5 separate regions of the Homo sapiens genome follow, and regions 1, 3, 4 and 5 are each linked to region 2. The links are chromatin contacts, found by Hi-C or POLR2A ChIA-PET in ENCODE. All regions are on one chromosome and are shown on one strand. The core of a region is the stretch at or near the end of the contact, and the rest is flanking DNA. Distances in the headings are between cores, read along the strand shown. Region 1 overlaps PICALM (phosphatidylinositol binding clathrin assembly protein). Region 2 holds the start of CREBZF (CREB/ATF bZIP transcription factor). Region 3 has its middle 93 kb from the start of CCDC83. Region 4 has its middle 17 kb from the start of LINC02695. Region 5 overlaps DLG2 (discs large MAGUK scaffold protein 2).

Evidence for each region. Hi-C counts contacts between places; a loop is a spot of excess contacts on that map. ChIA-PET counts read pairs that join two places held with the same protein, here RNA polymerase II (POLR2A). Pooled maps may share reads with other maps.
Region 1: a pooled map shows a loop between it and region 2 (3-fold over the local background). The contact joins the enhancer-like site here to the promoter of CREBZF in region 2. A Hi-C loop is called at or near these places in 5 of 50 pooled maps. POLR2A ChIA-PET finds 5 or more read pairs at or near these places in 2 of 52 experiments (HEK293T and PC-3).
Region 3: a pooled map shows a loop between it and region 2 (4-fold over the local background). The contact joins the enhancer-like site here to the promoter of CREBZF in region 2. A Hi-C loop is called at or near these places in 6 of 50 pooled maps. POLR2A ChIA-PET finds 5 or more read pairs at or near these places in 2 of 52 experiments (BJ and activated T-cell).
Region 4: a map of K562 shows a loop between it and region 2 (3-fold over the local background). The contact joins the enhancer-like site here to the promoter of CREBZF in region 2. A Hi-C loop is called at or near these places in 1 of 168 maps with a recorded cell type or tissue (K562) and 7 of 50 pooled maps. POLR2A ChIA-PET finds 5 or more read pairs at or near these places in 1 of 52 experiments (activated T-cell).
Region 5: a loop to region 2 is called in a map of B cell, with 5 times the contacts of the local background. The contact joins the enhancer-like site here to the promoter of CREBZF in region 2. A Hi-C loop is called at or near these places in 1 of 168 maps with a recorded cell type or tissue (B cell), 1 of 37 single-sample maps with no recorded cell type and 3 of 50 pooled maps. POLR2A ChIA-PET finds 5 or more read pairs at or near these places in 1 of 52 experiments (HEK293).

Annotation. Positions count from the first base shown.
Region 1 is chr11:86,040,751-86,043,452 of GRCh38, reverse strand. The region is part of intron 1 of PICALM (phosphatidylinositol binding clathrin assembly protein); the gene reads left to right. LOC124902730 (a long non-coding RNA gene) reads left to right here. Exons shown (of 2, transcript XR_007062822.1): 1 at 1-691; 2 at 925-1,064. Among named protein-coding and RNA genes, the nearest start is that of PICALM, 27 kb to the left of the region's middle. Within about 2 kb of position 1,397, at least 13 of the 41 ENCODE cell types and tissues checked have a DNase peak (open chromatin) inside an H3K27ac peak, as active enhancers do.
Region 2 is chr11:85,663,786-85,666,485 of GRCh38, reverse strand. It overlaps CREBZF (CREB/ATF bZIP transcription factor), which reads left to right and starts at 1,357. Exons shown (of 1, transcript NM_001039618.4): 1 at 1,357-2,700. The coding sequence starts at 1,611. The coding sequence ends at 2,675. RefSeq lists enhancers at 1,774-1,823, 2,094-2,383, 2,494-2,700.
Region 3 is chr11:85,946,657-85,949,356 of GRCh38, reverse strand. No RefSeq gene overlaps it. Among named protein-coding and RNA genes, the nearest start is that of CCDC83, 93 kb to the right of the region's middle. RefSeq lists an enhancer at 1,262-1,311. Within about 2 kb of position 1,281, at least 6 of the 41 ENCODE cell types and tissues checked have a DNase peak (open chromatin) inside an H3K27ac peak, as active enhancers do.
Region 4 is chr11:86,175,371-86,178,070 of GRCh38, reverse strand. No RefSeq gene overlaps it. Among named protein-coding and RNA genes, the nearest start is that of LINC02695, 17 kb to the left of the region's middle. RefSeq lists a cis regulatory region at 1,191-1,900. Within about 2 kb of position 1,435, at least 3 of the 41 ENCODE cell types and tissues checked have a DNase peak (open chromatin) inside an H3K27ac peak, as active enhancers do.
Region 5 is chr11:85,315,844-85,318,543 of GRCh38, reverse strand. All of the region lies in intron 3 of DLG2 (discs large MAGUK scaffold protein 2), which reads left to right. Among named protein-coding and RNA genes, the nearest start is that of DLG2, 310 kb to the left of the region's middle. RefSeq lists an enhancer at 1,405-1,474. Within about 2 kb of position 1,388, at least 4 of the 41 ENCODE cell types and tissues checked have a DNase peak (open chromatin) inside an H3K27ac peak, as active enhancers do; they include B cell, where a contact is called at or near this core.

The sequences.
Region 1 (2,702 bases), core at 148-2,647, 380 kb before region 2:
TCTAACTCCCCCAGAAGACCTTAGATTGATTTTTCTGAGAAGAAATTTGTGAATGATTTGCATAGAGATTTTCTTTGAGGTTAAGAAATTAGATGAGTTTCCCGGGGTGAAAAAAACAGAAGCAGAGATTATTGTTAAAAATGGTCATGGGTAGAGGGGTTAGAGGGCAAAGTAGGCAGAATAGAAGCATGTTTGTGTTTTAAGGAGGCTAAGAACTAGAATATAGCACTCATAAAAGGAAAATGCAAATGCACTGTGAATAGCTGCTACTGGTAGTGTATTAATTTCTTAGCTACATGTAAACTTTTATTAGTGTGCTTATAACTAAGGTGATGTGTAATATGTCATCCAAACTTGGGTCACTTTTAAGAGTGAAAGGGTGTGCTATCTGAATGGGACCCTGGACAACAGGTGTGAACCAGGACTGTTCCAGCAAAACCAGGACGGTTGGTCATTCCTAACTAATAACGTACTTTTCTCCAGACTTAGTCCCAATTCCTTTAACCTCTCCAGAATTATCTATAAATAATTATAGATATTATACCATAAATGTTTTTTCCTTTATAGTACTCTGATCTGCACTTGCAGAGCCTCTCAGTTGTTGGTTTCTTTTTCCCTGTCTTGTTGGAAAGAAAGGAGAATTTTTCTGCCCCCACTCTGGACCCTGCTTGGGTTCACAGCATTGGTGGAGGTAAGTAGTATTCTCAATGTATTGTTAGTTGACTTTCATTTTGCTTAGGAAATGAGGTTTCTGTATTTTTCTGATCCAGTACTAGATTTTTTTTTTTTTTTGAGAGTCCTGATGATATTTAACTGGGCTAACGAACAGTTAGTAAGTTCTTAGCATGTAATACAAAAAAGTGTTTGTAATTTTGGCATTTGTTCTTAAATTACTTGATACTTAATATGTTTTCTTTCCTATAGGTGGGGTTGTCATTGTGAAATTTAAGATCTTCAAAGAAGAGAATGTAATTTATACCATGAATATGTTATTTTTTCATGTTGGAGCACTGTAATACTTTCAGTTTGTTTTCTTATTGTTTAAATAAAATTTTTAATTCTTATATTAAGTGATGAGTTTTTATTCCATTAAGTAGCTTTTTATTGTCTTGTATTTCTGATAAATTTAAAATTGACATAGAAGTAATAAATCTTTGAGATGGTGCTTACCAAAATATGATTTTCCTCATCCCTTACAGTAATCCTTATTTGGAATCTAGGATGGGCCTAAGGTATCTAGGTTTGAAAATCACCACTTTAGAGTACTAGAATGGAATCCTAAACAATCTCAGATTTAAGAATGTGGTTTACAGATGAGCCTGAATGCATCTGTGTTCTTGCCAGGGTCCTGTTGTTCCTCTGTACAGTCTGCCATCTAGTGGTAGGAATGCAGAGTTTACCAGAATGCCAACGGAAAGCTCTAGGTTTACACTTTCTTATATTAAGAAGGCTTACGTAGTAATTTAAAACATTTTGATAATCAGAGGAGGGGGGAGGAACAACTCTTTCATTTGAAAATACAAGTCAGTGGCAGTGAAGTCAGAGTATTCCAAGAGTATATGTTTTTCTATAGAGCATTTTCATGACTTAAACTTTCCACTTTTGTTCTAAGAGTTTTTGTATTTATGACATTAGTGGGTAAAGAGACAAATGAAAGATAATTTTAAGAGACAGTAGATTAGACTGATCTGAAAAATGTGTTTTCAGTGTTGATTAAAATTTTAGAGCAATTACATAATGACTTCATTTAAAACAATTTAGTTTGCACTTTTAAAATTAAAGTTTGAACAGTTCGGTAAATTTGGCTTGGGTTCAGCCATGACTTAAGAGGCTAAATTTCAGACATATATTAATATATAGTATCTTAGGAGTTTGCTTTGTGTACCCAGTTCTATCTGAATTCTTTCTTCTCTACATATTCCCTTTTCAGTTCCTCATCTTTCCTCTGCCACAAATAAAAAGGATGTCAGTCCTTTCTCTGCCAGGAAAATGCCTTTTAAAAAATCTCTTCTGTGTTCCGTTCTTGAAGTAGAGGCTTTTTATTGAGGTAGTTCATAATATCAGTATAGTGGCAGGAGGAGGAATATGGGGTGGTATAAACTTGAAAAAGCAATTATGCTGCTCTCTAGATTGCTAATATATTTTTTTCCAAATTTGCTGCACTGAAGCTTAGACTAAATAGAATATTGTTGCTTTCTACAGATGTCTTCTAAGTTACATTTCATTTACTAGTATTAATTTAATAAATATTTAAGGTGTATCCTGCTAGGTGCTGGCAATTTGAGGATGAAGAAGTCATGGACTGCCTTTAGTGAGCTCTCTCATAGGAGAGACTGATATATGAGCTAGTAATTGTAATGAAGTGTGAAAAGTGCTGTAACTATTGTATGATGAGTTAAGAGAGTATGAAATTGAAACCAGGGAAAATTTGCTTTCCCCTCCAAAACAATTGCCTGGTCTTTTTGCCATCTCTGAATCCTATACATACAGATTACAATCACCATAATGTATTGTGAGGCTGTATCTTTACCCCCAAAGACCTCAGTTTAGTAGGGGAGAAATTTTGCATCTTCTCAGCTTTGTATATCTAAGTATTTGGCATATACTTAGGTGAATCCATTGTTTATTTGAATTGCATCCGGGTCATTTCCAGCAAAAGGGATAGCTCTGAAAGTGTGTGGCTTCATCCTGTGTCTCACTTA
Region 2 (2,700 bases), core at 108-2,607:
CTCTTTTTTTGTTTGGGCTGTCAGGAAACAATTTTTAGCCCAATTCAAACAACTGAGTAAGATATTGCATCCATCCAATTCCAAGATTAACCTTTTCCCCTTTCAGAAATCCTTCTCTTCCTAGTTCATCTTTTATTGGCCTTGCTTTTTAAAAATTCAAAATGTTTTGTTTTACTATATTCTAATGTACTTGTAAACTGCTTCAAATCTCAAATCCCTTGTGGGATGTGAACCTAAATATCTGTATTTGTAAACTGCTTCAAATCTGAAATCCCTTGTGGGATGTGAACCTAAATAACAAACAGAAAAGGTCTCTAAAATAAAAGACATGTTTTGAGAATGGAGCATTTCAGTGGGAAAACGCATGCCATAGTAAACTATGTGTGTATTCAGGAAGACGAAGGAAGACAAAGAGTTTTAAAGGAAAAAAAAATGAGGATGGTTACACATTGTTTTGAACTAATTATCTTAGCTACAAAGGTCAATAACAAGGGTGACGTCAGTTAAAGGTTGGACAGGCAGTTTCTGGGCAGACATCCTTGCAGAGGTTTTGTATAAGGTCGTGATGGTCTTTGTGCAACGTTGTGGTTTTTACAGTCTTTGTTTTCAGGCATACAAGCATGAGTACCCTCTCTTCATAGCCTTTCCTGGCTCTATTTGTCAGAGTTTTTGTTTGTTTGTTACCCAAATGCAGTAAGTCAGTACTGATTGGATTTTGGCTCAAGTGAAAACATCTACTTACAAAAATGGCAAGAACAACTGAAGACAATTTTTGTAAGCAATGTTGTATTCTACATTCATTTTGCTTTGGTTTTAATTTTTTTTAATTGACAAATAATAACTGTCATATTCATTGGGTACATAGTGATATTTCTATACATATGGAATGTAGTGATCAGGTTAGGGTAACTAGCATATCCATTATCCAACTGAGGACATCTAGTATGGCCCAGGTATTAAATAGTATTAGTAAACGATTGTTAATTTTCTGAAGACTTGGTAATAGTATTATGATTATGAAAAAAAAGTCCTTATTTTTAGAGATGCACACTGAAGTACGCAGGGGTGTGGTGTCTCATCTGCAACTTTAGGATGATTCAGCAAAAAAAAAATTTACAAGCATTTATGTAAAGATAAAGCAAATATAGCAAAATGTTGTGTTGAACTGTTGAGTCTGGGTATTGGGTGGTATTGAATTAGGGTGGATAAATCTAGAGACTTGTTATTTTTGCCGCTGTTATTATGACATCACTAGAAAGCTGGAATTATTCCCACTCTAAAGCACCCTGAAATCTCGCGACACTACGGCCTGGTGGCGCGCGAAACGCGGTGGGCGGGACTGGGGCGAAAACCACTGACTTCCGGCTACGCCGTTGTCTGGGTGGCGCGGTCGAGTCATCGCAGGGCCTCACCGCTTCGTTCTCCCGTCCCTCCCCGCGCCTTGGCGCGGGGGGTCGACTAGCCAAGTGAGGCGGGAGGCGACTCGGACCTTTCCCTGCATTTCGTTTCGGCCAGTGCCGGGGGCTACCCGCCCTGGGGCCTGGGATCCTTGGGGCCCGTGAGGCCCACTCTTAGCGGCCGGGGCCTACCGCGGCCCGCCGCTGGCCCTCATGAGGCATAGCCTGACCAAGCTGCTGGCAGCCTCGGGCAGCAACTCCCCAACCCGCAGTGAGAGCCCGGAGCCGGCTGCAACTTGTTCGCTGCCCTCTGACCTGACCCGGGCTGCAGCGGGGGAGGAGGAGACGGCGGCGGCCGGATCTCCCGGCCGCAAGCAGCAGTTTGGCGACGAAGGAGAGTTGGAAGCCGGGAGGGGGAGCCGCGGCGGCGTGGCCGTGCGCGCGCCCTCCCCCGAGGAGATGGAGGAGGAGGCGATCGCCAGCCTCCCGGGGGAAGAGACGGAGGATATGGACTTTCTGTCTGGGCTGGAACTGGCGGATCTCCTGGACCCCAGGCAACCGGACTGGCACCTGGACCCCGGGCTTAGCTCGCCGGGGCCTCTCTCCTCGTCTGGCGGAGGCTCGGATAGCGGCGGCCTGTGGAGAGGGGACGATGACGATGAGGCCGCGGCTGCTGAAATGCAGCGCTTCTCTGACCTGCTGCAAAGGCTGTTAAACGGTATCGGAGGCTGCAGCAGCAGCAGTGACAGTGGCAGCGCCGAAAAGAGGCGGAGAAAGTCCCCAGGAGGAGGCGGCGGTGGCGGCAGCGGTAACGACAACAACCAGGCGGCGACAAAGAGTCCCCGGAAGGCGGCGGCGGCCGCTGCCCGCCTTAATCGACTGAAGAAGAAGGAGTACGTGATGGGGCTGGAGAGTCGAGTCCGGGGTCTGGCAGCCGAGAACCAGGAGCTGCGGGCCGAGAATCGGGAGCTGGGCAAACGCGTACAGGCACTGCAGGAGGAGAGTCGCTACCTACGGGCAGTCTTAGCCAACGAGACTGGACTGGCTCGCTTGCTGAGCCGGCTGAGCGGCGTGGGACTGCGGCTGACCACCTCGCTCTTCAGAGACTCGCCCGCCGGTGACCACGACTACGCTCTGCCGGTGGGAAAGCAGAAGCAGGACCTGCTGGAAGAGGACGACTCGGCGGGAGGAGTCTGTCTCCATGTGGACAAGGATAAGGTGTCGGTGGAGTTCTGCTCGGCGTGCGCCCGGAAGGCGTCGTCTTCTCTTAAAATGTAGGGTCAAGTAATCTGCTCTTTATCCG
Region 3 (2,700 bases), core at 32-2,531, 280 kb before region 2:
ATATCGCCCAGGCTGGTCTCGAACTCCTGAGCTCAAGCAATCTTCCCACCATGGCCTCCCAAAGTGCTAGGATTACAGGCATGAGCCACCACACCTGGCAGAGACAATATTTTACTATTGAAACCATTGACTTCTCATAAGGGAAATATTCAGTCTCTGTATGAGGATTGGTTTTGGTTGTGTATAACAGTAAACTTAAACTAACAATGATTCAAACAAGATAGTTTCTTTTCCCTCACACATGGAAGTGTGACTTGGTATGTGTGCCTACTCTGCCCCACAAGATTGTTAAGTGTCCACTTTTAGGTCTAGGTGTCTTGGTGTCGCACAGTCCTTAAGGTATTACTCTCAGGTGCACAATCCAATACGGCTAAGCAGCATAACCACATTCCAAGCAGCAGGATTCAGGTGGGTGGGGACAGGAGAAGAGATGACCCAGAAATTGTGCACACTTCTTGCACTTCTGTTCACATTCCATTGGCCAGAACTTTGTCATATGGCTATTTAAAAAAAAGCCTAAAGACTAAAAAAATGTATTTAATTTGAGTGACCGTGTACCAACTAAAACAGCTAAATAGATGATTATAGAAGAAGGGGGAGAGTAGTTTATTTTTTTCACTTATATTTTGTACTATTGCTAATAGGGAGAATATATTTAAAGACAAAATAGCAACCAGTGCCACAGTCCTACAATTTTTATTAGAAGAATTAATTTCATGAAGCTTTTTCTGATCTGTGACTTCAAAACCCATGACACATACTGCAAGTTGAGATCTGAGAAATCTTTTAAAATAATGTTTTAGAATTGAAATGTGTCAATGAAAACAAATACAAAAAACATCAAAAGCTTAAAAAAATGAAAACTAAGCAGATCCAAGCTGCTAGTGCTGAGTAAATGTTACAAGACATGTTGAAAATATGTACATTCTCACCAGATTTTAGGTCCAGCTATATCTCACGTTGACATTTCCATATAAATAGCATAAAAGTAAAAAAAGACACTTTTTAAGTGGCTAGGCGAAAATGACTGATGTAAAAATGAGATGTAACGAAGAACATTAAAGCTCTAAGGTTAATTACACACTTGTGCTAGAACCTCAAGGGAGGTCAGGGTACACCATCCCTCTGATTTGGTGTCTGAGGACTTTGAGGTAAAAGTGACTCGCTGGCCTCATTCAGAGTAGTCATAGAGAGGGGAATCCCACGTGGTTAATTTTCATTCTTCTTAGGAGGAAAATGTTGCAAGGGCTAGCATATTTTTATACAAAAAGATGGCAGTAACCCAAGAAGGCAAGAGGTCAGCGAGTTGACACAGGACTTGAGGAAGGAAATGCTGACAAAACCTTATGCTAAGAATCTGTGAGGATATCTGAATCTGCAGTTACTTTAAGACTCATTTGTTGTGCTGGAAATCTGAAAACATTTCTATTTAAAGATTCTTTAAAAGTATCTTAAAGGCTTTTAGCACTTACTCAGATCATAAGAACAGAATGACCTAAAACATAACCAACCTAAAGAGTCACGATACAAAAAAAAAAAAAAAGGCTTTCTGGGAACATGAGCCTCACAAAGTCATAGGAATAGGAAATGGAAATACTTAATCAAGTTAAAGTCACTAATATTTAGAAAGCCTCAGTTGTTCGAGGGTGCATTTCCTTGTGTCTGTTACAAAAGCCAGTTTATTCCAAGAAAAATACAGAGAACTGTTGTGTTGGCATCTAGTAAAACAAGCAAGGAAATCAGTCCTTTAACAAACAGCCCTTTGTTGCCATAAAACTAACCTAGCCTCTCTGTTCCCTGAATGGTTCTAGTGTCTGACTACATGGCTTGAGAAGAGACAAAAATGCCTGTACCCCACCTCCTGCTACACATAAGAATTTTGGAACTAGGTTTACTACTTGTCCCTACAGCCTCAAGTAGATCAGCAGATTCAGGATGGGCCCTTGGAGCCTACTGGATGAAGACCATGCCCCTATACCAGGGCGGTGACTGATTTGCTCTCAGCAAAAGACAGAGCGAGCCTTTGGATTAATAAGCATGTAGTTACCCCATATGCATATAAAACTATCATATATCTATACAAATTAAAACTTAAAGTGTGTAGAGCCCGGCTGTCATCATACTGGTTTGCACCTGACACCATGTGACGGATTGGACACAGACTCTGCTCTGTGTGCCTTTACGTGAATGCATTGCAAAGACAACCATACTCTTTGGCTACTTCCAGAGAATCTTTAGAGATTCCTGTTATATGTCAATTTTTTCAACTGCCATATATTGCATGTCTACTATGTGTAGGTTACACACTTTCTAATCCTTAAATAATACTGCAGTATGGGAATTAGGTTTGTAAAGTATAGTTGAGGAAACCAGGGTTTAAAGAGGTTAAGTGACCACCCAAGATGCAAAGGCAGCCAGCCTGACTCCACAGAATGTGTTTTCCCATACTCTGTCTCTTTACACCTCCTTAATTTCTTCAAACCTAGCTAATTTTTGGCCTAAAGTAAGCAACTTACTACCCTGAAGCTCAAGCTCCAACCACCTTGTTCCTGCCCCTCAAATCTTGAATAACAACATGCAAAACTCAAATACTTTGTTATTCTGAGAACTGAAACCTACATAAAAATCCTCCTAAACTCATTTTTACTTAAATTGCTTTTTCCAAGCCTATTACTAAAGGTACTAAAAACAGTGTGAGCT
Region 4 (2,700 bases), core at 186-2,685, 510 kb before region 2:
GGAGTCTTGCTCTGTCACCCAGGCTGGAGTGAAGTGGCACAATCTTGGCTCACTGCAACCTCCACCTCCCAGGTTCAAGCGATTCTCCTGCCTCAGCCTCCCGAGTAGCTGGGACTACCAGCACCTGCCACCACGCCCGGCTAATTTTTGTATTTTTAGTAGAGACAGGATTTCATCATGTTAGCCAGGCTGGTCTCGAACTCCTGACCTCAAGTGATCTGCCTACAGTGCAACATAGTGGGGTAAAAAGTTATTTAAACCAACTCTGTGCCCCTGAGGGTCTGACCATTTTGTCAGGGGGACAGGAAATGTTGTATTCTGTTAAATACAGCAGAAAGGATCCTCTGCAGAGCCTGGTCAGTGGTACTTATAGTCTAAGTCTCACAGGTTCCAAGGTTTGTGGGTAGATCTGAGAAACAGAGGGCCAGCTGAGAGAACTCTTGTCTTCCTAACTCTTTCACTCCATCACCCTGAGACTTTCTCTCTCTCTGTCTAGAGTTGACCAAAAAGTGCAGCATCATCTTTGGTTGTCCTGTGTACCCCCTAGAGCCACAGGGAGGTAAAAAATAAACTGCTCTCTGCTCTTCTTTCCTGCCCCAGATTCTCTAGCCAAGTCAGACTTCTCCCAGCTCAAGTGGAGAATTACTCTGTATCAGCTGACTCCCTGAAAGTCAGCTGACTAAATGGTGTTCTATCCTCATTTTAAAGCAGCCTAGAAAAAATTGAATTTATGGAGAATCTCTCTGAGTCAGTGCTCAGAAAAACCTCTACATGTCAGTCTATTTAATTTTTTTTTGTTTTGTTTTTGTTTGTTTGTTTCTTTGAGACGGCATCTCCCTCTGCCACCCAGGCTGCAGTGCAGTGGCACGATCTTGGCTCACTGCAACCTCTGCTTCCCGGGTTCAAGCGATTCTCCTGCCTCAGCCTTCTAAGTAGCTGGGATTACAGGTGCCTCCCACCATGCCTGGCTAATTTTTGTATTTTTAGTAGAGATGGGGTTTCACCATGTTGGCCATTGTTTGCCAGGCTGGTCTTGAACTCCTGACCTCAGGTGATCCACCTGCCTTGGCCTCCCAAAGTGCTGGGATTACAGGCATGAGCCACTGTGCCTAGCCATTCTATTTGATTTTATGAAGACTTTCAGCTTTTAGATCAGAGGAGCTGCCTCCCCATTCTGAAAAAAAAGGTGAATGTGGCTTTGGACCAGGAGACAGGCTGACTTGTCTCTGGTTCCAGTTGCATCACTTAGGGACACTGGATGTTTGGCATGTAATTTCTGCTCTCTGAGCTTTGGTCATCTCCTCTGTAAAGAGAGGACTGTAACAACAGTGCAACACTCCCTACCTGCCCTCCACGCACCCCACCCTCCACCTCAGGGTTGTTCTGAGAATTAAATGAGATCATCTATGTGACGATATTCTACACTACGCAAATGTAAGTTCCCTTTATCAGATTTCAGATTTGATGAGTCATTTCAGACATTAGTTCTTGACATATTTCCTTCACTTAACCCCACCACTAATTATTTCTTCTTTTTTCCTTTTCTTATTTCCTGTAGAAATTATAAAATTGGTCCTCTGCATACCTCTTGATGAAGTCTACCCCTATACCTTATCTAACATCTTTCTGGCTCCATTCCCCATTCCCACTTAGATCTGCCAGGTCTCACTCCCTCATTGTGTCAGTAATTATTCAGAAAGTCTTCTCCCAGCCCACACTATCACCATGCACAGCTGCATATCTGACAGTGACATACTTCATGTTCGATCTAGTTGTAGTCATATATAGAAACCCAAATAATGATGGAATAAGAGTTAAGTCATGTGTTCCAGAATTAGCATTATCATTGATTATCTAGTGGGCTTCAGGCCATTCAGTTAAACAAACATCTATTCAGGTCAGGGGGTGGAGGAGATGTTCCCTGCTGTGCAGAAACTCAAAATTTTTAAGTCACACAGATTTGTAAACCTCCAATTATGAATAATGAAGTGGTACACACATACAAAAATATTATTGGCACATTGGGGAAGGAACAATTTGATGTGCCTTTGAAGGCTGTAGAAAGCACCACTGCAGAGAGGAGGTGACATCTGAGCTTGGTCTTGAATGATGGATGTCTAAGATTTTAAAGTCCAAGAAGGAGACCAGGTTGAAGGAGGAACATTAACAGATGAACAGAATAGCTAGATGAAGGAATGGCAAGAGTTCGGTGTGACCGGAGCACAGAATGCACAGTGGGGAGAATAGGAGATAAGGCTAGAAGGAACACTGGGCTGAAGTCATGTAGGATCTAATGTGCCAGGTTCATATATCTGGGCTTTGTTCTATCCAGCCCTTCCCAATCAGGATTCCACCAGAAAAATTAAGCCCTGATGACTTAAGACATCTATCATACAAATAAATTTCTCTCCCCTGTACACCTAGAATGGTATTAACTATGTACCATCCTGGAAAGACCTGAAATAGTCACTCAGATAATTTTCTGGAGGGCTTGGTTCTCACATGGAAGCCCAGGAGAGAAAGCCTGCTAGGCAGTGCAAGCCATCCAACATTTATAGAAAGCAAGTGACATCTTCACGTCATAGAAACACTGCTTGGGTGGCAATGAGAAGAGTGCTTTAGAAATAGTACAGGCAGAGGATAAGTGGTTAACTAAACTGCTGTTGCAATAATTCAGGTGGGTGACAACCAGGGCTCAGG
Region 5 (2,700 bases), core at 139-2,638, 350 kb after region 2:
GCTCAAAGATGATGAAAAATGAGAGCTTTGGCCAAGATAAGGCTGCCTGGTTTCTTTTTTGCACTTTTATTCCTCAAAACGTAGAGTGTACTTTCCTTTTTTTTCTACTCATTAATGTTGTCAACTATTTATATCATGAGTCTACTGGGTTTCTGCTGCTTTATTCTGTTTTGTTAGAACTTGATAAACATTGATCAGGAGCCTCTAGTTCTCAAAGTGCAATTTCTGGAGAAGGATTTGGCCACATTGGAAAATTGTAGTAGACTTTTACTTTGCCAGAAGTCCATTTAGTGTGGGAAGAATTAATTCTCTGATTCAGTGATCATTTAGGGATGCCAATATGCTGGCTTATTTCACATGCAGCTGGTCTTAAAACTACATTTTATAAATTTGACAAGTTATTGATAATCCACTCAGATTAAATACTGCTTCTACTTTTTTTTGACTTTGGATACTAGAGGAGAAGGGTAAATAAGAACAAGAAAAAAATTGTGATGGATTGGCATGGAAATGTAATTAAATTGGTTCATAAAATTATCCTCAGATGTGTGCTACCTCCTGATTATGAGTATTGTGGAACAGACACACAGATGTGCACACTTACATGAAATATATCCTAAATTGGGTGCTATTTTTTTTTTAGGTTCAGGGTACATATGCAGATATGTTACATAGGTAAAATTGTGTCATGGGGATTGTTATATAGATATTTCATTACTCAGGTATTAAGCCTAGTACTCATTAGTTATTTTTCTCCATCCTTTCCCTCCTCCTACCCTTCATCCTCCAATAGGCCCCAGTGTATCTTGCTCCCTTCTATGTGTTCATGTGTTCTCATCATTGAGCACCTATACTGTAGTTTATTTACTTATTATTTTGTTCAGTCCCTAAAACTGGGGGGAACTTAATGGGGTCCTCCTAAATGCTCAATTCTTTCCTTGGAGGAAGGAACAAAAGACTATTCTCATAGCATCCAGCACATACCACTATTTTAGTGCTTCCTGTATTTTCTTCCAGTAAGACCCTGTCTCTACCATCAGACCATAAAACATTAGACAGCATATTCTTTAATTTTCTTTTACTCATTTCTTTCTAGGTTAGGGCCTGCTACATACTGGGCAAATTAATGTTTTTGGAGCATAAAATTATATCATGAGGCTGCCTTCAGAGTGATGATTCCTTCCGTTTGTAGCTGGAGAAGTTGGCATGTTAGTTTCTCGGTAGCTTTAGTTAGAATAAAGGATTAATATTGAACCCTTTCAGTGGCCTTACATTATTTTTAAATAAAGACTAAAATGGAGCCCCGTCTATGTCTGCAGCTTTACCACATCCTCTTTTAGTTGTTGTCACGCCACACTGGCTTTCTCTCAGATCCTCAAACAAATTATGTTGCTTCCTGCGTCAGAGCTTTTACACAAGATGTTTACTTGCCTGGAATACAATGCTTCTGTATTTACTTTTCCACTTCTGCCCCCTTTTACCTTCAAAGTTGATATTCATACTTTGGATCAAAACTGGGAACAAGGAAGCCATTTCTGACACTTCAGAACAGGTCATGTTCCCCAGTTGTGCTATGTTGTATCTTTTTTACATTGCTTTTACTACAGTTTTGATTTATTTAAGTATGTATTTGATAAGTTTTGTGTCTCCCATAAGACTGTAGATTCTAGGATGGTGGGGACCGTACTTTTATTTACCATTTTATCCTTAGTGCCTTGCCTAGTCCCTGGGACAAAGAAAATATCCCAATTTTTTTGAAATAATAAAACCCAGTTGTATTTTACCTGTTTTTTTTCTTCTGCCAAAGAAGATTTTCTATTTTTATGTGAATAAAATAGGGAAGCCCTGTATACAGATAGGGTTGAGTTTGTCCTGGTCACTCTCTTCAAATACCCAGTTGTATCCTATCTTTAGCTTTTGTACATGAGAGGCATTGGCTAAGAGCAGCAAATAGGCACAAGAAAGAAGACACATTCTTCCTTCTTTATTCTGCTGCATCATCTATAGTATTCATTTATTCCCCTTCTTTCCTGCTACCTGTAACCCACCTTGCTCCATAATGATGTCCCTTTGAGATTTTGAGGTAATATATTAATCCCAATATGGCTCCCACTTGGTAGGAGATAGTACCAGATATTTAAAAATATAAGTCTTGTCTTTCTGTCCATCTCATGCTCAAATAACTAAACATCAGGATAGCTTAAATCGGTGTTTAGATTATAGAAATATGTCTTTCTAGTTTATGAGAGTTATTTATAAATCGAAGTAGCATTTTAAATTAATTACACTAGCGACATTGAGAATAGTCATTTTAGAACAAAGTTTCAGCTAATAAGAAACAGTGATCTGTTAAATAGTAGTAGTTTATTTGATCTATTTGCAGATGAATCTGACTGGATTCACATTCTTTAAAAAAAAAAATCTTCTGTTTGACCTGTTCGAGCTGTGCTCAAGCCCAGCTAATGTAATAAGTGGTGAACAGTAATTCAACCCTTTAGTTTATTTAAAAGTTTTTCCTGTTATGAATTGGGGTCAAATCGTCCTCAGAGAGGGGAGGGACACAGCTGGGCATTGGCAGATAATTCAGGTGAGGGAGAACCTTTCACCCTGTGATTGGGGGACATTTTATTTTTTCCAGAGCAGAGGAGACAGGGAAATCCTTGTATTTTTCCAGATCTGAAACTGCTCCTCTGATTGAGA